Regions from separate parts of the Mus musculus genome. Here regions 1 and 2 are each linked to region 3. A link is a loop called in an ENCODE intact Hi-C map of the cell type or tissue named here. Cell type or tissue: heart. All regions are shown on one strand.

Region 1 (8,000 bases), 59 kb after region 3:
CATAGAAGTTTCTAGGCCAGCTAGGAATGTAAGAGAGTCTTCCTCAAAACAAACAACAACAAAAGTGTGAGCCTGACTTTTCACCGTGGATTTCTCCTGAAGTTTTATGTTAAGACAGGGTCACTCTTCGTATTCCAGTGTGGCCCACAGTTCTCTGCCCTTAGTCTACTGAGGCTGCCTTGACTTTTACATAATCACTTATTCCCATGAGAAGTCTGAATGGATACGAGTTACTCACAGAAGGACCACTGTTCACCAAGGTAACTTGAAGCTCACTGATCATTTTTCAGGGGAGAGAGAGCAGCCTGTCATGGGTTGTCATTTACTGTGGCCTGAGGGACTGACATCTGCCCCAAGTCAGGCCCTTATCCTCCACTCCAGTCTGGGGCTGGGACAGTGTGGGCTGGGCCACCTGGGACCCTTGTGGTGTCAGGGTTCAAATGTCTTTGTTATGGAGACTTTCAAACACATTCAAATACTAAGAGAATCAGTGGAGCCAGAGCTGTGTGAGGCAGTTGACAACAAGCAGCTTTCTCTCTCGCTTCTCTGTGCTAACCCCCACTCTGTGGGATTCAGGACCCAGGAGGCTGTAGCAGAAACAGTCAGAACCTCCCTCACTCTCACAGTCCCACATCAGACCTCAGGGCAAATAGGCATTGTCGAGCAGGTAGAGTTCCTGCCAGGCTCTGCAGGTCTGCCTTCAGAGCACAAGGACAGGGCTGTCCCTATCTGTCAGAGAGACTGAGTTTTTAAATTACTATTATTTTTTTAATTTCCCTATTCAGAATTAAAAGGAGGCAGGATCTTGAACGGTGCCTGGCTGGGCCCCTGCAGAGTCTTGGTCATTCCTTCCATGGATCTGTGCTGATCCACACCGTATGCAAGACAAGGCTAACTGAGCCCTTGGCCTGTCCACCTTGATCTCTCTGCTGTACACAATGAAGATGAGAGCATTCTTCTTATCTTGGTTCTTCGGTATCCTTATTGGAGAAAGCCCTCTCTCACAGGGTTAATATGGGGCTTAAATAAATCCATATGTGTGTGTGTATACATATATATATATATATGCATTTGCGTGTGTGTATATACATATATATATGCATATACCTGTGTGTGTATACATACATACATATATATATATATATATATGCATATACGTGTGTGTGTGTGTGTGTATGCTTGGAATAGTGCTGAGGGGCTAGAGAGATGGTTCAGTGGTTATGAGCACTGACTGCTCATATGGTGGCTCACTAACCATCTGCAGCCCCAGTCCTAGGGGATCAGACGCCCTCTTCTGACCTCTGCAGGCACCAGCAACACAAACACGGCACAGACAGACATGCAGGCAAAACACCCCTATATTTAGAATAAGACCAAACATTTTAATTTGATAAGAGAATAATGCTCTGAGCTGCAGTACACAATGAAAAGGCACTGCCGGTTGTTCAGTGACTCACCTCTTCAGCTCTCTGGAAAGCCCTTGTTGACTTTACTAAACTATTGCACATAGCCCTCCTTATCCAAGGCCTCAGTGGCCTGCGAGCTCCAAATATATAAAATAAAAAATCCCAGAAATAAATATTTCATAACTCTTAAGCCTTAGGCAATACAGGTCCGTTCACTGGTACATCACCCTATACATGGCCTGTCTGTGACCTAATGACCAGATGAACCATCCAGGCACTACAGTGTTTGTGGTCAATGATTTAATCAAGGCACACGCTGGCCTGTTTGGCTATGCCAAGGAGACACCGAAAGTTCTTTGAAGTGAAATTTCTTGGCATGTAGAGAGGGTTTGATGCTATCCATAGCCATAGGTGCCTACTGTGTATCTTGGACCGTATCCACGAAAGGTAAGGGGACTGACTGCCTAAACTTTCTAAGTCTTTTCTGTTTCTTAGCCTTCACCACAGGCTTTTTTGTTGACTCGTTTTTAACTTAGAAGTGTTTCAAGCACCTAGGCAGCGGGTGCTCAATGGTGTGATGGGCATGAGTGTGTGTATGAGGTCTTGGCTCCCTGGTTTCTGACAACTCAGACTCAGACGACCGGCAGTCCTCCCCGTGGGTCCCTTCTCTAGGGATTTTCCAGCTGCAGACTGGAAAAGGCTAGGGGTGTGGACTCATGTCGGGAACCTCAGCGCTCAGCAGACTAAGGCAGGGGAAATCACACAAAATGCAAGCCGGATGGGGCTACACAGTAAGCTTTGGGCTAGCCTGAGCTATGGTGTAAGACCCTGTCACTCTAAAGTTCTTTAAACAATCACACACACACACACACACACACACACACACACACACACACAGATACACACTACAGCCCAGGACTCAGACACAGTGGCTGGTTCTTGTTTGCCATCCCAGCACTTGACACACGGAGGCAGGGGAACAAGAGTTCAAGGCTGGTCTTTGTTAGGGTAATAACTAAGTGAATAGGCAAATAAGTAAGGACGGTACAGAACTCATTATATGTGATAGGGTTGGTTTTATCATGAAACTCTGCCCCCACACCTATGCCACACTGTCAAATAATTAAAAAAAAATAGGGTTTTACTATGTAGTTCAGACTGGCCTTTAACTCACAATCTTCTGCCTTCCATGTGAGAATTGCAGGTGTGTGCCACCATGCCCATTAAAGCATATTTTTAGTATAAGTCCAGATCAAAAAGAACGTAGAAAGCTTTTGTTTTAGCAACAGGAGAAAGACACCATGGAAAGGGTAGGGGTCCTTGAGTAAGCCTAAGGTTCAAATCCTGACTCAGACAGACACTTGCTAACTGTGTGCTCATGCTCATACTTTGTCTCTCTCATCTCCAGTTTCTCCACCTGAAATTCACATATAAACAAAGTCATGTGTGCTGGACGACCCATTTGAGAATCTGAAGGAAGGGGGTTGGAGAGAGATGAATGGGACTGGAGAGCTGAGCTGGCTCAGTGGTTAAGAGCACTGGCTGTTCTTCCAGAAGACCCAGGTTTGATTCCCAGCACCCACATGGCAGCTCACAACCATCTACAACTCCAGTCCCAGGACCTCTGATGTCTTCTTCCAACCTCTGTGGGAACAGATATACATGCATACAAAACACTTTATTAAAAATTAAAACATGAATCTGAGGGAAGATTAGAAAGAGTTATTCAGGCACTAAACACCACAGCAGCAGCAGCAGCCTCAGCTCCCGGGGTTCCCCGTTGGTCGGTGACTAGAATGTGTGGTTTTAGGTGAGTGCAGGAGGCAGGGGGTGGGAAAGGGTGGAAGCTCCTTCCCCTGTTTCTCCCTCCCCCAAGAACACTCACACAGTGGAACTTCGGTGGCTCCTGACGGGCAGGCCCTGCTCAGCCCTCACCAGCCGCTGGTAGGAGATTCCTGTGGACCAACAAACAACAAAGAGGAGAGGGTAGGTCGGTTTAGGGCCCAGGCAATGTCATCCCTGGCCTCTTACAAGCCAGGTTCTGAACCATCAAGCTGGGAGTGCCCCAGGAGGCTCCAGACAAACATTGGGAAGACAGTTGCTATTTGGCCCTTGGCTAAGTGCTTTGCTTCTGTGGAATGGTCACTTCACCCGTAACACTTCGATCTTCACCTCAAAGCCATCCTGAGCCTCTCTGCTGCCCTCTGTCTTTTCTTGACCATTTTGTCCAGGTCCTGTCCCTAGATTGGGAACAGGCAGCAGGAGACAAAGGGATGTGTTGTTCGATCCCCCATGTCCTATTCTGGGTTTTCCCACCTGGCCTTGGGCAGACAGGTCATTTACCCTGGTCCTCAGTCCCCCCTGAAGAGACAGCTAGAGGAGACAACTCTGTGGCTGCTCATAGCTTAGTCCCTGGCCCACCTCCGATGCACCAGCTTGGCCTTCCTGGTAGACAGAACTTCATGAGAGGGAGAATGCAGGCCCAGGAGGCTGCCAACTAGTTCCTAGATCATAGTGTCACTAACGCCTGGTGTCTCCCTGCAGTGGGGGAGGGGTGTGTGCCAGGCACCCATCAATCTCCATGCTCAGCCTCAGTTGGCCAGGCAGCACCCTGTTCCACTCTCCACTTCTCTGTCTGGCTTCTCACCTTAGCGACCTAAGTCTTGCCTAGTGCCTGTTTTCTCTGACAGTCCCCAGCCTGTCTCCCTTCCTCCCCTGTGACTTTAAACACACCGAAAGGAAACAATGTTCAGAAATAGGCGCAAGGAAGTCCCTTCTGGGCACATGGCATCCCTGGCTGGGACTGAGCTGGGGTGGCTGGAGGGAATTCCCCGTGGATGCAGGAAAACCAAGAAAGCTGTAAACACAAAGGCCATGAATTTTGTTTGGTAAACGACAGGAAATTACCAATTCATGTTCCTCTAACTTGGGACATAATTGGTTTAATTGTTGGCCTTTTGTGTGATGTTGGCTTTCTATAATTGCCACAGACGCTAATGTTAGGTCTTCTTTGCTAATAGCATCCTTAAAATAGTAGCTGTTACTCTTAGGAGTTGGGATGCCATCTAGTGGCCATTCACATACATTGCAAAGATAAACTCAATCCCACCACACCCTCTGCCTGTACCACACCCGTGCAAGCAACATAGATAAGCAAATCTTCTCTTGACTTTATTTGCGTGTGTGTGTGTGTGTGTGTGTGTGTGTGTGTGTGTGTGTGTGTGTGTGTGCTTTGCTGGGTAGAATCCCAGGCCTTGAATCTCTAGCTATTTTCTCCAGTTCTACTTAATTTTGCACATGTATGTGTATATGCTTGTCTGAAGGTCTATGGCCCCATATGTATGTATGAATGTGCATTCAGTGTATGTGGGGGCCAGAGGTTGGCACATGTTATCTTTCTCAATTGTTCTCCACCTTATAAAGGGAACCAGGATCTCTCACTTGAACTCAGAGCTTGCTGGTTCTGCTAGACTCGCCAGGCAGCTTGCCTTGACACACCCTGGGTTTGGCTTTCCAAGCACTGGGATTTCAGGCAGGCTGTCACTCCCGCCCAGAGTTACCTGGTGTTGGGAATCAGAGCTCAGGTCTTCATACTTAGATGGTAAGTGCTTTACTCACTGAGCAACAGCTCCTTCAGTGCTTTTAAAATCAGCAGCCCACTCCCCAGGGGTTCTTCGCCCCTAATTACACACCCCCAATGTGGTGCAGTTAGAGTGGGGGCTGCTCCCTGTGGCCTTTGTTGATCTAGGATGGACAGCCAGCCAGCCACACACCAAGCCATGAAGTCTCTGTCCCTGCATGTAAATTCTCCAAAATGCTAGGCTACGGACTACCCAGCCCCCTGCATTCTGCTGCAATCTTTTGTCCTGGCCCCAAGCCCAACTGCCCAGCTTTTTGCCACTTGGCTGTATAAGGTGTCTTTTGACTCTGGGAGAGTGTTGGCAACTGCAGTCCCTGTAGTTACTCTTCTGTGGCATTCACAATGAGGACTACCCTCTGTCGTGTTTTCCTTATGTCTCCATGTAGGGATATTGCCATCCCCTCATCTTGGGCTGTGGTACAGTTTAGTGTGGGGGCTGCTTCCGTCGTTCTCTCTTGTACTTGTCTGCTTAACTTGAAAGCAGCAGGAGGGGGAATATTCGGGAGGACAACCTGACACACACTGACCCAGAGGAAGCTGTGATTTGAGCTAATGGCTTGTCTGAACAGTCAAGACGCCCCCAATTCCAAGCAGAGACACAACCATTTGATCAAACAGCTAATCTGAGGACAACCCTCAGTGTCCTTTGACCTCTCTTGGTGATGGCCTCCACTGCTTATTGTGAGGTTATGGGATTTATGAAGTTTGTCGACGGGCTAGGGCCTGACCTGGGAACATACTAGAACCGACTGACACAGGAATCAGACTTTTCCTATACGGGAAAGTTCCTCCAAAGAAGTACATTGGGGTCTCCCAAGTATAGGGGTCACCTGTCTTGGTAGGAATAAGGCATCAAGTAAATGGAAGAGGACTTCACCATGACTTTTGGAATTAAGTAGATGTGGGTTTTCCATCTAACTCCGGTTTCATTATCTAAACAATGAGCACGCTCGTTACTACGCCAAGAGCTGTTCTGAGGCAGCATGGGACCCACACTTGCCTTATTGTGAGCACACAATAATGACACCTGCACCATTATTATCAGCAGAAGTCCTGCTTTGATGGAGAAACCTGTCTAAGGTCACTAGCTAGTACGTGCCAAAACCGAGGTCCTTGTCACACAAAGTCCATGTCCCTTCTCCCACACTTGACCGTATTGTTTGGACAGGGGAAGTAGATTTCTCACTTATGCATCTGTTGGGGGTGTTGTATCATTTCCTCCCCCTGTAGAACTGCGTGTGGCCTGCTGAGACACAGCCTTGAGGTTTGTGTGCTTTCAAAATTGCCGAATGCCTCACATGTAAAGTGCCCGTGCCACCGACCAGGATTGCAGAGCAGTCCTTAGCAGGCAAGTATGATATTCTGTATCACCATGTGAGCACAGAATCAACATTCGATAAACACATGGTCTGCAGCTCAAAGGGCTGTTCTCGGGGAGGGGGTGTTGTTGATGCCACTGGGGGTGGAGTCAGGAAAAAAGGGAAGGCCCTACTTTGATAACCAGCCCACTTCCTCCATACTTAAGGAGACTACCAGCTCTTGTTTTCATAGCAACGGAGTCTCTGAAACTTTACTGGGGGAGGCCCAGATCCCCAGGTCCCTTGTCATCTTTTTGACTTGACAGGACCTATCTCTGAAAGTATCAGCATCCCAGTGCTTACTGCCCCCTGCAAGATCGAAATCGATAGAATCAGCACCTGTCTTCCCAGACGGCCCAGAGAGAGAGACAAACAGACAGACAGAGAGACAGAGAGAGAGAGACAGAGAGAGACAGAGAGAGAGAGACAGATAGACAGAGAGACAGAGACAGAGAGACAGAGACAGAGAGAGACAGAGAGACAGAGACAGAGAGAGACAGACAGACAGACAGAGAGAGACAGAGAGACAGAGACAGAGAGAGAGACAGACAGAGAGACAGACAGAGACAGAGACAGACAGAGACAGAGACAGAGAGACAGAGACAGAGACAGACAGACAGAGACAGAGGGAGAGACAGAGAGACAGAGAAACAGACAGAGAGACAGAGAGACAAAGACAGACAGACAGAGAGAGGCTACACTGTGCTCCTATTGTTCAGATGGGGAAACTGAGGCTTATGTACGCTCCGTGTCCTATCAAAGGGCCTCCCAGCCAATGAGTGTCAGACTCTGACCCAGGATTTGGAATCAATGGCCTGGCATGAAGCTAAAGGAACCACAGAGCTCTTTGGTTCTCCTTCAATGGCTCAAGTTCCCTGGCCTCTGTTCCAGCCTTCTCCTACAGCTTCTCTTGGCCAGGCTCACTACAGATGGAAGGGGGTCATGCAGAAGTAAGTCCCACCAAAAACCCCACTAAGATGCTCTCCAATAAGCCTACCTGCTGGTCACGTAGAAGAGGGTAACTTTAACCCACTACTTGCTGAGGACTAGAGCGTATCTTCTGTGAAATTACCTACCTACGGAGTGAGGAAAGTCACAAGCTTTTGTGTTGTTGCTGTTGTTGTTCCATAGAAAAAGTCATGCCCAAAGCTCTGGCCCCATTAGAAGTGTCTGAATGATGCCAGCTCAGTTTGCCTCTAATGTCTTTTAGTTTCTACCTAATCTTGTCAGTTTGCACCTCATGCCCTCAGTTTGAATTTTATTCTAGCTTATGTGAGAAATTTACATCCATTTCTTCTGCTTTTTTTTTTTTTTTTTTTTTTTTTTTTTTTTTTTTTTGAGACAGGGTCTCACAATGCAGCTCTGGTTATCCTGGAACTCAATGTGTTGACCAGGCTGGCCTTGAGTTTAAAGAGATCCACCTGCCTCAGCTTCCCAAGCACTGGGGTCAAAGGCATGCACCACCATGCCTAGATACTTCTCTGCCTTTCTTGAAGCCAGCTCTACCTTGCTACTGCTTAGTAATGAATGGACTCTAACTTCAATACAGGCTCAGTATAGAGCTGTGGGAGACTTTGAGCTATTTGGAAGTGATTC
Region 2 (8,000 bases), 330 kb before region 3:
CACGTCTATTGCTTTTACCTTCAAGGAATTTGCCCATTTGCTTAGGAGACATTGAGGCAAAGCAGAAAATGGCCGAAATCCTTGGTGGTATACCAGGGCTTGAAAACTGGAGTCCAGTGGCTGGCAAGATGGCTCAGTGAGTAAAGGCTCTGGCCACCAAGCCAAACCTGAGTTCTGTCCCTTGAGCAGACGGCTGACTGCAAGGTATTCTCTGACTTCTACATGTAGGCCATTCACATACATTTTAAAAATATAATTTAAAAATTGGAATCTGGGCTGGAGAGATGGTTCAGTGGTTAAGAGCACTGACTGCTCTTCCAGAGGTCCTGAGTTCAATTCCCAGCAACCACATGGTGGCTCACAACCATCTGTAATGAGATCTGATGCCCCCTTCTGGTGTGTCTGAAGATAGCTACAGTGTACTCATACACATAAAATCAATAAATCCTTTAAAAAAAAATGGAATCCAAAAGCCAGGCATGGTGATGCACACCTTTAACCCCAACATTCAGGAGGCTGAGACAGGTAGATCTCTTGAGTTCCTGAGTTCAAGGTCAGCATGGTCTATAGAGTGAGTTGTTCTAGGTCAGCCAGGACTACACAGAGAAACATTGTCTTTTTAGAAAAAAAAAAAAAAAAAAAAAAAAGGAATCCAAGCTGGATGTAGAGGTGCACCCTGACAGGAGCATCTTCGTGAGTTTGAGGCCAGCCTGTTCTACTCAGTGAGTTCTAGGACAGCCAGAGCTACAGAGTCCCTGTCTCAAAACAAACAAACAAACAAACAAACAAACAAATCAATCAATCAAACCAACGAACCAAACAAAGGAACAAAAACTTGGAATCCCAATGAACTAGAGTTTAAGGAACAAAGATTAGGTAAAGGGCACAGGAGAAATGAGCTCCACAGCCCAAGTAGCCTTTGAATTCAGATAATTTGCTAAACCATATTCAATGAATGTGGGGGAGGAGCAATGATAAGAAACAACGGAAAAAGCTGATGTTAAGTGAAGTATAGCTTTCAGCTTCACAGTTGTAGGTTCAACAGCTGGAATCCAGTATTGGGTGAGACAACAAGGATTGGAGCTGATGTGGTAGGTAGCATGTTCCTGTGATCCCAGCACTCGGGATCTAGAAACGAGAGGACTTGGGTTGAAGTGCCAGCCTGGGCTGCACATCGAAAGCCTGGGGCAGGAGTAGGAATGGGAGGAGCAGTTCCAAAAAATAACAGGGTATTTATATTATTAAACAGATGCTGGTGCATTTAAGAAGGGAGATAGACTGCAGGGTGGTGGTGGTGGTGGTGCACACCTTTAATTTCAGCATTCAGAGGCAGAGGCAGGTGGCTGTCTGTGAGTTTGAGGCCAGCCTGGTCTATAGAGTAAGTTTCAGGACAGTCAGGGCTACACAGAGAAACCCTGTCCTAAACAAGCAAACAAGCAACAACAAGAAGAAGAAACCCACCGGGACTGGAGAGATGGCTCAGAGGTTAAGAGCACTGGCTGTTTTTCTAGAGGTCTTGAGTTCAATTCCCAGAAACCACATGGTGGCTCACAACCAACTATAATGAGATCTGGCGCCCTCATTATAATACACCTTAAAAAAAAAAAAAAAACAAAAACAACCTACTACCACAACAAAAAGGGAGAGAAACCACTAGAAACTTACTTAAAAAAAAAAAAAAAAGAATCAGATGTAAAATAGCTAGAATAGAAGAGAGGATTAGTAAACTTGAAGACAGGTCAGTAGGAAATATTCAGTCTAAATCACAGTAGAGAAAGTAAAAAAAATGCAGCCAAGCACATAGCTGGAGCCCACTGGGAAGGGTTGGAGCCCGCTGGGAAGGGTTGGAGCCAGCTGGGAAGGGGTGAATATGGTAATTAGAAGCAAGTAAGCAGTCAGGAGCATGAGTTGGGAGTTACAGACTGAATTTTGCAATGCTGGTGAGCAGACTTTAAACCATGGAAACTGTGCATCTCAGGAAAAATCTGCATACAAGACGGCAGGCGTTAGGGGCTGGAGAGATGGCTCAGCGGTTAAGGGCGCTGGGTGCCACACCCATCTGTAATGTGCTTCCGGCATACAGGCGAACATGTAGATCCGACATTCAGGTACATTAGTTAAATATTTCGAAAACAAAAAGAAAAAAACGACAAGAAGGGCCAGTGAGGTGGTCCAGCAGGTAAAGGCTCCTGGCACCAAGCCTGAGCGTCTGAATTCCATCCCCGGATCCCTGTGATGGAAGGATAACTAAGTCCTTCTGACCTGGACACAGATGCCATAGTAAGCACACACATGTGCGCACTCAGGTACACATGTAAATGCAGTTAAATTGTTTTTTTGTTTTGTTTTGTTTTTAAGATTTATTTATTTTATATATGTGAGTATACCGTTGCTGTTTTCAGACACACCAGAAGAGGGCGTCAGATCCCAATACAGATAGATGGGTTGTGAGCCACAATATGGTTGCTGGGAATTGAACTCAGGACCTCTGGAAGAGCAGCCAGTGCTCTTAAGCTCTGAGCCATCTCTTCAGCCCCTAAATTGTGTTTTAAAGTTGAGAAAATGTATACCTTTTGTACAAGAAGAATGCTGACAGTTCACTTTCAAGATAAAAGACAATGGAAGTTAAGAACACACACTGTCATCTCCAAATGGCTGGAAGAGGGTAGGTGTCCAGCTGGAGAGATGGCTCAGCGGTTAAGAGCACTGACTTCTTCTCCAAAGGTCCTGAGTTCAATTTCCAGCAACCACATTGTGACTCACAACCATCTGGCGTGAGATCTGATGCCCTCTTCTGGTGTGTCTGAAGACGGCGACAGTGTACTCACATACATTAAAAAACGTAGGTGTCAATTTAGATTTTTTTTTTTTTGAGACATAGTCCCAGGTATCCCTGGTGGCCTGAGGCTCGCTGCTTAGCCAAGGATGCCCTTGAACTCCTGCTTCTCTTGCCTCTAGTGCTTTGGTGACAGGCCTGAGCCACCACCATCCAGCTCAGTGTGGTTAAGCCAGGCAAGCACTCTTAACCAGCCGTTTCCCTGTCTGGAAGGAAGATCTCCAAGCAGAAAAATGACTCCCAGGAAGGAAAGCCCAGACAGAGAGGAACAAATAACTTAAACAAAGAAGATACAGCGTCACATCGAGTATTGTCTTGAACTTTAATAAGTTTAAAAATATATGAAGAGTCCCATCTCACCCATCAATCAGGATGGTTTCTTTCTTTTGATTCCTACATCAAACAATCCCTAGGTTTAGGGAAGTTTACAATTTAGTGCTTCAGATACTTTTAAGCTCTCTAAAAGTATCATGAGGTGAGTAATACTAGCTATTATTGAGGATATTATTCATTACCATTTTTACTTTTTTTCATTTATTTATTCGCTTAACACCCTGATTGCTGTCCCTGCCCCCCCACCCCCCTTCATATAGTCCCTCCTCCCATCTCCCCTCCCCTTCTCCTCTGTAAATGTGGTAGCTTCCCTTGGGTATCACCTTACCCTGGCACATCAAGTCTCTTTTTGGAGACAGGGGTGATCTCTCTATGTAGCCTTGGTGGTCCTGGAACTCGATATATAGACCAGGCTAACCTTGAACTCACAGAGATCTGCCAATCTCTGTTTGCCCGAACGCTAGGATTAAAGGAGTACCACCACGCCCGGCCTAAAACTTGTTAGAAGATTTGTTTTATGTGTCTGAATGTTTTGCCTGCATGCATGTATGTGTCTCACTTGTGTGCCTGGTGCCCTGGGAGGTAAGAACACAGAAGGTGTTGGATCTGCTAGAACGGGAGTTACAGGGGTTGTGCTGAGAATTGAATCTCGCTCTAAAATGCTGGATCATCTCTCCAGACCCAAAACTAAGTAAAAAGTTTAAATGTCAGCTGGGCAGTGGCGGTGCACGCCTTTGATCCTAGCACTTGGAAGGCAGAGGCAGGTGAATTTCTGAATTCAAGGCCAGCCTGGTCTACAGACAGTTCCAGGCCAGCCAGGGCTACACAAAGAGACCATGTCTTGAAAAACCAAAAATAAACAAAATTTTTAAAATTGAGATGTCTTCTCCTATTTGCATTTTTTTCTACTATGATTTTGTGTCTGGCATCCAGTTTTCTTTTGGGATGGCTTTCTTACTGATTTTACTTTTTTTTTTTCCCTTGGCTTTTTTTTTTTTTTTTTTTTTTTTGGTTTTTCGAGACAGGGTTTCTCTGTGTAGCCCTGGCTGTCCTGGAACTCACCCTGTAGACCAGGCTGGCCTGGAACTCAGAAATCTGCCTGCCTCTGCCTCCCAAGTGCTGGGATTCAAGGTGTGTGCCACTACTGCCCGGCCTGATTTTACTTTTTGAGACAGAACCTCATTGTGTAACCCTGGCTGGCCTGAAATTCTCTATGTAGACAAGGCTGGCCTGGAACTCTTAGAGATCCTCTGGTCTCAGCATCTCAAGTGCTGGGATTGGAGGCATGTGCCTCCTTGCCTGCCTCTTCCTGATTTAGACTGCTATAAACATAAGACAACGAGGGACGTGTCCATGTGACTGCTAAAAAGTTTGGTTGCTGGGACCAATTTGACATCTTTATGTCTTTTTTCTTAGTCAGAACACCGAGGGTGAGGTGTGTTACTACTTTGACTAGTCGGAAGGCTTTCTTAGCTAAATCCTAAAACTTTTCGCTCTAGTAAAAAGGCCTGGATGAACTGGACCGAATTGAAGATGCGGAGGGGCTAAGCAAATGAGGAGTGATCCACTGTTGTTATTTAGAGAGTAAGGAATTGCCTGAACCAGTCACTGGAAAAAGGAATGATGAATGTTGAAGAAGCATAAATAACAACACCCCCCCCCACCCCACCCCCCAGAAAGACTCTTAAGGATTCACTATTTATAGAAGGCTTAGAGGCAGAGCTGCTGGGTTACCCTAGCAGAAATGCGTTACTAGAACCAGCAGGTGGCGCTCTAAAGACAGCTCTTTGCTGTCCATATTTCCATCTTAGTCCAAGGTCTTGTTGACATTTCTAGAATGTTGACATTGAACAGAGTGTGGAGAGCTTCCTAGTTCTAGTTTTTGACTCTGCTACATCCAGGGGTGAAATTCTCAAAATCAAGAACCCTGTGAAGTTTGGGGTTTTGTTTTTCTATGCTTGCTTTGCTTTTGGACTCCTCTAGAGTACCACCCCACTCAATTCAGTGTGCACCTGTGGTGGCCTCTAACTATGAAAAACGTGCCCATTCCCTGGTTTTCCTGTGAAAATGTAAATTCTGATTCTGTAGCTGTCAAGTGAGGCCCGATTCTGCCTTTTAAACAAATTCCCTTTTTTTTTTTTTTTTTTTTTGATGACTTATGCTCAGAATTGAGTTTAGTGTGTGCTCTTTGTGCGAAGTCCTGTCTCTGCGCTGCAGTGGGTGAGAGGGACTCACACCCAGGCGCATCCAGGAGCAAACCTAATTCCATTTATGTATTTGTTTGTTTGTTTATTTTTGAGACAGGGTTTCTTTAGCCTTGGCTATCCTGGAACTAGTTCTGTAAATCTGGTTGGCTTTAAACTCACAGAGATATGCCTCAGTGCTGAGATTAAATAAAGCCTTGCACCACCACCACCTGTTTTCCTTTCATTGTTGTTGTTGTTGTTGTTGTTGTTGTTGTTGTTGTTGTGTGTTGCTTGTGCCTTCAGAGGCCACAGAGGGCTGAGTTGAAGATGCAGGGGGTTATGAGCCACTATGTCGGGGCTGGACTGAGCATCAGTCCTCTGGAAGAACAGCAAGTGCTCTTAACTGCTGAGCCAACTCTCCAGCCCTAACACAATCTTATAGATAAATGCAAATGGCTACTTTGAATCCATCAACTGAGTGGTGTCTCCTTGGGCAATTTTTGTGAACATGTTGGGGCTCAGTTTTCAGATCTGTAAATGAGAATACCCTTGGCCTTACAGAGTGTCTTGACGTTAAATCAGAATGGGTTAAACCCCACCCAGTGCCTAGCACACAGTAAAGCTCGATGAAGCTTGGAGAGTGGAGCCAGATGAACAGTTCTGGTGGAGAGGTATGCTGCAGGAAGCAAGGACTGGGTCCTCATCAAGTAGAGGCCATCTCAGCTGTCAGGACCGTCATCATCTGAGAAGGGGGTCAGGGAGATGGGGGCAGAGAGCCAGGGGCCAGGCTATTGGTCAGCAGGTGATAAACATGATTTGAGGGGGAGTTGAGTTTAGCAGGCTAAGCAGGTTTCATCTGGAGGTGGAGATGATGGAGGCCTTCAGGCAGCTTGGCAGTTTTCAGCTCTCTCTCTCTCTCTCTCTCTCTCTCTCTCTCTCTCTCTCTCTCTCTCTCTCTCTCCAGGGCGTGTCTGTGTAGCCCTACGTGTTCTGGAACTCACTTTGTGGACCTGGCTAGCTTCAAACTCAGATCTGCCTGCCTTTGCCTTCCAAGTGCTGGGATTAAATGCACAGCATCACCTGACTAGGCACACACGCCTTTCCCATCTTTCAGAGCTTTCTGGGATTGTGAGAACCACTTTTAAAGTATGCCCAGGGGGCCTTGTCTTGCTTTCATGAAAAGCTTTGCCTCAACCTGCAAAACCCTAGTCCTGTTGCAGTGGGTCCCTCAGCTCAGGTACAGCTTGTCTGTGTGCTTCGGTATGGGTTTGTTTGACATGACCACAGCCATCTTGAGTCATAGCCACCGTGATTGCCCCTGAGTAACCCTGGCCGGTTTTTCCTGTATGGTCTCCCAGCAAACCACAACTAGATAAAACCATTAAAGTCAAATATGGGGCTTTGAACAACCAGACCCTGGCCCCAGGAATACACCCGACTCTTTGATATTTTGTTATGAGATACCAGGTATGTTCCAGCCAGGATGAAGTCACTTTTGTCCCAGCCCACAAGTATACTCCTCTTTCTGACCCAGATTGCCAGCTATAGTTTTTACTGTCACTCAAGACTATACTTCCTTAGTAAGTTCTATAGTAAACCCCTCTCTCTGTAACCTTACATGTCTGCCTATCTGTCTGAGGTATCCTGTCCCCTTGAGGTCAGTTCACAGTTTAGGACTGGGTTTAAATAGGGCCATGTTTCCATCAGATCACTGAGAGCCACAAATATTTATAGACTAACTTCCAGTACTTGCTGGCCCCTCCTAGGCACCTATTAGAGACAAGTATGTACAAAACCTGCCTTCTCTGAGAATAAAGACACCCCTATGGGAAATGACTTCCCAGGGAAGCTTCTTGTTTTGTGTTGTTAACAACAGATAAGGCATTGTTATTTTGTTTTCCATAAGACGGACATTTGTAGACTAGACAGGAGCAGGCAATAACTTTAACGTGTTATCCGTGCCCACTTTTACTAATGGCTCCTGTTCTATTTGGTAAGACTAATGGGCACAGGAGAACGGCAGTCACTGTGGAGGCAAGAGACGTGGATGGCTTACGTGATCTGATAAAGACTTAGGGAATGGACCAGCCTTGGAAAGGCAGGAAGGGGACAATGCTGACAGCTCAAGGGACTCACTGGATCTTGGGATTTATATGGAGGTAGTTATACACATTATCCCATCTGAGCGGCAAACAGTGGCAGGAGTCAGCACTGGTGTTAGCTCCAATTCCTAAGAGGGAAAACGAGGTTCAAGGATGAAAAGTCTAAGCTCTCTGCCTTTAAGATTGTGTTCTCTTCTCTCTCTCTCTCTCTCTCTGGTTTGTTTTGGTTTTGAGCACTGGCCACAGAGCCCAGGGCCTTACCCAGGCTGGGCAAGTAGAGTACCACTGAGCCACACCCACGAACCCCTAATTTGAGCTCTTACTTGCTGTGTTATTGCACCGGCGTAGACATAAAAACATTGGCACCTGTTTGTCTCCTCCACTAAATTAGTTAGCCAGCGTTCATTCGTCCTTAGGGACAGAGGGGAGAAGTGGGTGAGAGGACCAGAAGCAGCCGTTCACACGCAGACAGCAGAGGTGGAGAGCCTTGAAGCTATGACTGGCATTTCTTACTCCCTTGCCCAAGCTCCCAGGTCTTGCTCA
Region 3 (8,000 bases):
AAGTGAAGAGAATGAGGTCCGAGGATCTGGGTGTCACCTGCTGAGCTCTCCCAGTGAAGGTCTCAGCACACCGATTCTAATTCAGTGATCTTTCCCCCGCTGTGTACAGGGTACTTCAGGTGTTTGGCACAACCCAGACTCACATTGTAGGTGACCAGAGGCCATCCACTAGCCTCCTCCCACACACCTGTCTGTTGCAGTTGCCTCTGGGGTCTCCTGGGCTGTGGATTATGAAGGCAACACACACCTATAATGCACCTACACAGGCCAGCGGCAAGGGCCAGCTGCAGGCTTCGCAAAGCGTGTCAAGATGGAGGACAGGCAAGGCTTCCGTTCCCTGTTGGCGTTGCTGTGTTCCACACCCAAAGCCCCCTTTCTTCTGTCCTTGCCTTGCTGCTGTTATTCCTGTCAATCAAGCATCCAACCCAGCCAAAGACAAGACTGCGTAGGCAGCCACAGGGCTCTTGCTGTTCCCAGCTGGGAACACCTTCCCTCTAGCTCACCAAGAACTTCCCTTCCATGGCTTGGTGCCTACCATCTAATGAAACCTGCCAGGGTTCCAGGAGAGGAAACACAGCTATTGGAATCTCGCTTGGCAAGTCAGAAAGAAATAAAAAACAGGAACTTGCTGGGTTGATTTACTTAGAGAGCCAAAAGCCCCTGGCCAGGTTATTTAATGAGGTCATTTAGCAGAGGAACTGACTCTCAAAGAGAAGCTGCAGTTAAAGTGACAAGGCCTATCTTACAGCTTCAAGCTTGAACACCATACTGTCCAAGGCTAAGGTAGAACTGAATCCAAAACAGTGTGTCTCTGAGCAATGAAAGCTCTAATACCATGAATAGTTGGCCTCAGAGAAGGTAGGCTACCAGTTCAGGATTGAGATGCTCAAAGCTCTAGGTGACTAGCAGCATGCTGTGTGCCCGATACATTGAGTGCTGGAAACATCAAGATGAGGGCCCCGCCCCATGCCATTTACAGAGCTGCAGTGTCCCCATGGCTGTGTCCCCAGGGCTAAAGGGAGAGCACAAAGGTGGGGTACCCAGCTCACTAGGAAGTAGGGGGTAGGGAAGATCTTGAGGGAAGGGAAGGTCTCCCAGGTACATGGCCCCTGCATCCTGTCACAAGTGTAGGCAAAAGGCTATGGGGACAACGATAACTCAGCAAAGGCCAAAGGTGGGATTTCTGAAACACTTTCAAACTCTCAGGCAGGAAATTGAAATATAAAGGTTATAAAAAATTTAAAGAATAAATTTGGGGAAAATATTTTAAAAACATGAGACGAACAAAAGGATGGTATTCTCATATAAAACCAGGACACCATGGGTTTCAGTATAGGTGAGAACACACACAGGAAATAAATGAAAAGAAACAGTTACCAGTAAATGTGAGAAAAAAAATCACTGTCACTAATTGGGAGTGACAGAAATCCAGATTGAAACAATCAAAATTTTGATGATCAGTGTCACAGAGTTGAAACAAGTCAGCTAGTGTATTGGCTGCCTTCCAAAATTGGCGTCCACACATGGCAATGGGGGTGGGGTGTGGAGACCAGTGTGGTGAAATGTCCTGATGTGTGGGTGTCAGCTCACTAGGGAAGGCTTTTAAAAGCATAATCATGAGTTTTAGCATCTGTTTAACCCTAAGTATGTTTGCCACAGCATGCTTATAATCGTAAAAGATCACTGAATCATACAAAAAACATTTCAATAATCATTATGGGTATACACAACCAATATGAAATAATATTTAATGACATAAACAAAGTCCCATCAGGACAAATGCACAAAGCCTTCGTATATAATTTAATGTGTAATATGTAGATATTATATGGGTCTCTTTTGGTTGCCCTGGATTTCACTATGTAGACCAGGTTGGCCTTGAACTCACAGACATCTCTCTGTCTCTGCTTCCAGAGTTCTGGTTAAAAGCCTACTTCCAGAGTTCTGGTTAAAAGTCCTGTTTCCAGCCTACTTTCAAATATTTTGAGCAAAAACATTGCTATAGACAATTATTCACTGTATTTATCAATTATTCAAGAACATATAATGAAAAACCAAAGTATTTATTTGATACTCAAAAATGTTACCAGTTATCCTAACCATGCACTGAGATGATGAGTAAACTTATTTTGCACATATAGATTACAACATTGCCATGCAAAGAAGAAATGGAAAGACTGAATAGGGACAGTGACTTTGTAACATGGAGGTGACTTTGCTGCAAAGGGGTAAGCTCAAAGCCATAGCTTACAGGCAAAGGAGTCCTGAATAAGGGCCTCAAACTTATAGAAATATATTTTTTTAAAAACAGAATTATTTATGTATACGAGTACACTGTCACTGTCTTCAGACACACCAGAAGAGGGCATCAGACCCCATTACAGATGGTTGTGAGCCACCATGTGGTTACTGGGAATTGAACTCAGGACCTCTGGAAGAGCAGTCAGTGCTCTTAACCACTGAGCCATCCCTCCAGTCCCCTAGAAGTATCTTTCTAAAAGCTTGAGTGACATAGGAGAAATGAACTGCATCTGGCAGCCAGAGAGAAATCGTGGCCAAGGTCGAGTTTCCTGTCTGTTTCTAGGATGGAAAGAAGACCGGAATCTATTTGTAGAGGAAGGAGGTGGGGGGGGGGGAGCGCAGGGAGGGAAGGAAGGGCAGAGAAAGTAAAGAGAGACTCCTAGAACCAACAAGAAAGGTGCTGAGTGACATCAATGTTCTGGGTGAGCAGGAGTTTGCTGGGACCTGGTCAGTGTGGGTACAGGACTTATTCCAGAAGCTATCAGCATCTGGCCTGTCTGGTGGGTGGTGCACAGGAGTCTGTGTCAGTGAGAACGTGGTCCAGGTGGGATCACGGGGCTCTGAGGTCAGGTTAAGTGTTAAGTGAAGTTGAGAGAAGCCATCAGAGAGCAAGAAAATGGGTGAGTCTCATACCTTGATCACTAAATGTCAGCCAAGGCAAAGCCAAGGGGCAAGGTGGTCAGAGAGGCAATGAGGATATGAGAGCTGCTATGTAGGAGTCTGGTTGAAGAGCAGTGGTGGGGATGACATGTGTGGGTGAATGTGGTTGTTAGGGGTGTTAATTCTCAAATGGGCTGCAGATGGAAGGAAGACAGGGGCTCCGTGTCTGCCTTATACCACAGAGTCTTTGCGTTGCCCACATTGATTGGAAAGTCCCACGGCAGGTGTGAAGGGCCACCATCAGCTTCCCCTCTCTGAGTACTTTCCCCTTGGGCTCCCTTACCAGCTGCCTGTCCCCGCCCCCCTCTAGTCCATACAAACTCACCGTAAATGACCTTCCTGCCAGATTGGAGGACTTGACCACCTCTGTCACACTGACGTGCAGACAGGAACAGTCTGTGGCAGAAGCAGCATTTGGTGAGGTACAGTGGAAGAACCCTGAAACTGAGAGAAATGGGGGGGGGGTTATGTGAGTGGGAAGCTGGAGATTCTGGGTCCTAAGAAGACCCTGTATGTCTGTCTTCCCATTCTGCCGCCAGTTTACCCTCAGCTCGCCTGGAAGTGACCTTTTATGAAAGTATTATTTCTTGAGTTTCTTCCCTTTTATGCCAGTTGTCTCTGTAAGAACACCGATGCTGGAAGCAAGGGGATGCCAAGTTCGAGACCAGCCTGGTCTAAGGAGGAAGGCCACAAATAATGTGAGCAATGAATGACACAGGGGGAAAAATCAGCTTATATAGACATAGCACGCCATCAATATTAGCTTTCACAAAGAGCTCCTGGGTCCCTGGAAGGACAAAACGTGGTGACACAGACTACCAGAGCCAAACACATTTTTCAGGGGCTTAATTTAGCAGCACTCTGTTAGGTGCGGGACATTTTTTTCCCCTGAGCATGTGAACTCTCTGAGACAGATATTATCAGTATTCCTAACTCCTTCCTGAGGGGAAACAGAAGCAAAGAAAATAACTTCAAGGTCACCTCCGCAGGAGACTCAGAACAGGCTCTGAACCAAGCATGTTCACTCGATGCTCCTCTCCGCTGTCCCCCAGTCACTCCATTTCATTCGTTCATTTATTTTTATTTTGGAATAATATGTAAATCCAACATTTCCCAGGGGAAGGCTGCCAGCTCTGCAGGCCTAATTCAGAGAGGGGGCGCTTCTGCTCCCAGGTCCTTCTACCTTCCAGCTTTGGGAGCCAGCCTCAAGGCTGGGATAGCTAGCTTGTCAGCCAGTGGACCACCTGGGGGCTGGGGTCCTGCTTTACTCAAGGCTGCCTGGTTTCAGCCAACCACCCTCTGACCCCTGCCGAGGCCCCGCCCAGCTGCCGCCTCTCAACCTTGGCTTCCCTATTTCTTACCCTTTTTCCTCCTCCCTGATTTTCTCCTCATCCCTCCCATTTCCTCACTCTGCATTCCCAGCTCCTCACCTTCAGTGTCACCAGCTGGAATGGCCTTCAGGACCAGCCCGGTGGCCCGCAGAGAAACAGTGACCTCTCGTGGTCTGTGGCTGAGCAGGGCCTGGGGATGGGAATTGAGCAGAAGAGGGAGTCCCGAGGGCTTTCCTTTCCCCTGCATCTTCATGTCTCGCTTCTCCCAGGCTTCCACCCTACCCTGAGGTTCTCCTTGGGTACTGATACCAATAAGGGGCATATGGGCAGAGGCTTAGCCATTCTTAATCCCCAAGGAGCCAATCAGACGCCTAGATAGGTAGTTCACAAGGAAGAAGGTTCTGAGCAAGAAACTAGCTTGCTTTCCTTCTTTCTTTCTTTCTTTCTTTCTTTCTTTCTTTCTTTCTTTCTTTCTTTCTTCTTTCTTTCTTTCTTTTTTCTTTTCTTTTCTTTTCTTTTCTTTTCTAAGCTGAGGTCTCACTATATAGTCTTAGCTGGCCTCAGGCTCACAGAGATCCACCTGCCTCTGCTTTCCAAATGCTAGGCTTAAAGACATGCACCAGTGTGCTCACCCAACCTCTAATTTCTTAGAGCACACTGCCTCCTTGTCTACATGTAAGGTCAACCTCGTCCCTACACCATCGTTGCAGATTGCTCTGGAGGCTGAAAGAGTCTGGTGGTATCTTCAAGAAAGGCTGGGGGATCCCTTTGGCTCTGTCTACAACCCCCACCCCCACCCCAAAGGCTGGTTTTCATTCACTGTGCCTCCTAAGTTTTTGTTGGTTATGCCAGTGACACTGACCTTCTGGTAGCACATGGACAGCTCAGCTCCTGTGCCCTCAGCTGCCCCTCTCCTTCGAGGTGAAGAGCCCTCTGAGGGAAGACAAGAGGGGGTAGAAAGTGAGAGCCCCTTCCCCATGTCTCCCAGGCATAGCTGCTGGATAGACAGGGCAGCTGTTCCTGGATGGAGAGGCAACATCTGAGAAGATGGCCTTTCAGTCTGGGAGTGCCCTGAGACAGAGGTAAGTGTGGCCCTGGCATTCAGCAGGGTCCCATGACACAGTAAGGTGACCATGGGGCTGACATCTGGTGAGAGACCAGAGAGTGAGGGTAAGGGGCAGCTGAACCAGGGTGAGCTCTGGGAAACGGGGAGCAGAAGCTCACCTTTGGGGGACTTGGAGTCTTGGATCTTCACCTTCAGCTCTGTGAGGAAAATGTCCTCTGTAGGGTCGTGACTCAAGCTGGTGAAGATCTAGAGAGAAGAAGGGAGAAGGGAGGGAGGGACAGAAAGAAAGGGGAAAGGAGGGAGTTTAGAGAGAGCTTCTGTCCCTACAGCCTGAGGGGCTCCACCCACCCACCTGCCCATGCTAGGTTCTGAGCTGCACAGTGACAGCCACACCAGTCCGGACCTTTCCAGCAAGGTAAGCTAATAATGCCTCCGGTCCTAAGCTGATTTGAAAAGTTCCTGTGGCTTACATCTGAGTCCTTCCCAAAACAAAAGAATGGAGAGGAAGAATCAGGAGGCATTCATTCTGATCAAACCTATCTGCCAGATACTAGTAAAAGATACAAAATTCCAGCTCTATAGGAGGAGCAAGGTCAAGGGAGCAACTGCACAGTACAGTGACCACGGTTTGTAACAACACATTGTATTTTTAATAAGAGCTGTAAGTAGGTTGTAAGTATTTGTGGCATGAAATGTAAGGGTGAAGTAATGTGCACATTAGCCAGTCCAATTAATAGAGTTTCACATGTACATATCATAAAATGGCATGTCACAGCCACAAATATATATATAATTTGTACTTATCATTTTGTTCTATTTTAAAGACTTATTTTAATCTGTGCACACACCTTTGACACCAGCGTCAGGAAGCAGAGGAAGGCAGATCTCTGTGAGTTCAAGGCCAGCCTGGTCTACATAGCAAGTTCCAGGACAGCCAGGACTACATGAAGTGGCCCTGTCTCAAAAAACCAAAATAAATAAAATAAAAATAAAAAAATAAGAAATAAGAAAAAGTATTTATGTTGGCATAATGTTATTGTGCACTATGTAAAGAGTATCCTTGTATTATTCAAATGCTGATTTCTCTGCATTGTAGCGCTTATTGTTAAGAATCCTCTGCCTGCCTCAATGTTGTGTAAGGTTTGCTCCCCATTTATTTTCTGATTTGTCAATAAAAGCTGATCAGCCAATGACTGAGCAGACATGGGGACAGAGCTGGCCTTCCTCTTCCAGGGAGGGGAGGGAGGAAGAGAGAGAGAGAGAGAGAGAGGGAATTCACCGCGAGGCGTGTGTCCAGGAGACACACCTACAGCAGAGAGGGACAGATGGATTCTAAAATGTATGTATCTAGGGGATTTGGGCTGTGAGGTAGCCAGATTAGCTCAGAGGATTAGAACAGATTAATAACTGTTTAGATATTATACCATAAAGCCTATTAAATAAATCTAATAGTCTCTGTCTTATTTATTTGAGAGCTAGCCAGAATAAAGAAAAATACTTGGGAGGCAAAAGAAGGAAGATCTCTGTGAGTTCAAGGCCAGTTGTTGTCTACATTGCAAATTCTAGGACAGCTAGGTTGACATAAAGAGATCCTGTCTCAAAAAAACAAAATAAATAAATAAAATTAAAAAATAAGAAATAAGCCGGGCGTGGTGGCGCACGCCTTTAATCCCAGCACTCGGGAGGCAGAGGCAGGTGGATCTCTGAGTTTGAGGCCAGCCTGGTCTACAGAGTGAGTTCCAGGACAGCCAGGGCTATACAGAGAAACCCTGTCTTGAAAAACCAAAAAAAAAAAAAAAAAAAAAAAAAGAAGAAAAAGATTTATTTTATATATGTATATGTATATATATATTCGATTGCTTTGCTCAAATGTATGCACACCCTGGAGCTGGAGCTATGCACAGCTGTGAGCCACCATGTGGGTGCTGGCAACCAAACCCAGGTTCTCTGAAAGAACAAGTGCTGTTAACCACTGTGCCATCTCTCCAGCCCCTCATGTTCACGCTCACATAGAACGGGATGTGATTGATGTGACTGTTGGCAGCTGTGTATTAAAACCTTAATACTGTTTTAATACTATAAGGTTAAACTTATATTATGTAATATCAGTTATTATTTATATTGTTATATTGATCAGATATTTATCTACTATCTGATCAAATCTATCTCCTCGATGAATCTTTTTTTTGTTTTTTGAGGCAGGGTCTCACTGTACAACTCAAGTTGTCCTGGAAATGGTGATCCTCCTGCCTCAACTTACCAAGTGTTGGGATTACAGGTGTGCCCTTCTATGTCTGGCATGATTGTAAAACTCGAGATAATCCAAATGCCTTATTTCTTACATCAATTACTAATGATTTTTTTTCTGTGACATTGTCTGGTCCACACACTGAGTTATGAACCTGAAACATTTTGAATGTTCTGGGAGAAAACAGAACCTTAGGATATGGTACAGAGCAGAGCAGGTATCTGCAGTCAGATTCTGCAACTCTAAAGGAGTGACGGAATCCAAGTTAGGTAGAGAGCAGTGAGGTCCTTTCCCTCCCTGGAGGTGCTCCTGCAGAGTGCTACCCTGCATCCTTACTGTCTGCTGGACCCCAGGACTCAGTCCATCTGCGTGCTTCAGCTTTAAGGCCCTGGGC

Evidence for each region. Hi-C counts contacts between places; a loop is a spot of excess contacts. Peaks named below come from ENCODE experiments on the same cell type or tissue, not always from the same donor. Only the 100,000 strongest peaks of a DNase experiment are listed, where the experiment ranks them.
Region 1: a loop joins it to region 3, with 3 times the contacts of the local background. A loop is called at or near these places in 33 of 42 quality-filtered maps.
Region 2: it touches region 3 in a loop (4-fold over the local background); 3 of 42 quality-filtered maps call a loop at or near these places.

What each region holds. Positions count from the first base shown.
Region 1 is chr11:68,481,912-68,489,911 of GRCm38, reverse strand. It overlaps Pik3r5 (phosphoinositide-3-kinase regulatory subunit 5), which reads right to left. Exons shown (of 19, transcript NM_177320.2): 6 at 3,292-3,361. Among named protein-coding and RNA genes, the nearest start is that of Pik3r6, 17 kb to the left of the region's middle. In heart, CTCF peaks have their summits at 1,299 (motif pointing left), 3,617 and 4,455 (motif pointing left); DNase peaks (open chromatin) are centred at 4,101, 4,521 and 6,501; H3K27me3 peaks cover 221 bases.
Region 2 is chr11:68,871,993-68,879,992 of GRCm38, reverse strand. No RefSeq gene overlaps it. Among named protein-coding and RNA genes, the nearest start is that of Rnf222, 13 kb to the left of the region's middle. In heart, CTCF peaks have their summits at 2,412 (motif pointing right), 4,727 and 4,937 (motif pointing right); no DNase peak of the experiment used is centred here; H3K27ac peaks cover 450 bases.
Region 3 is chr11:68,541,202-68,549,201 of GRCm38, reverse strand. Pik3r6 (phosphoinositide-3-kinase regulatory subunit 5) reads right to left here. Exons shown (of 20, transcript NM_001081566.2): 15 at 5,517-5,604; 16 at 5,155-5,225; 17 at 4,392-4,482; 18 at 3,287-3,405. Among named protein-coding and RNA genes, the nearest start is that of Mfsd6l, 11 kb to the left of the region's middle. In heart, a CTCF peak has its summit at 4,457; a DNase peak (open chromatin) is centred at 4,431; H3K4me3 peaks cover 440 bases; H3K27ac peaks cover 1,377 bases; H3K27me3 peaks cover 777 bases.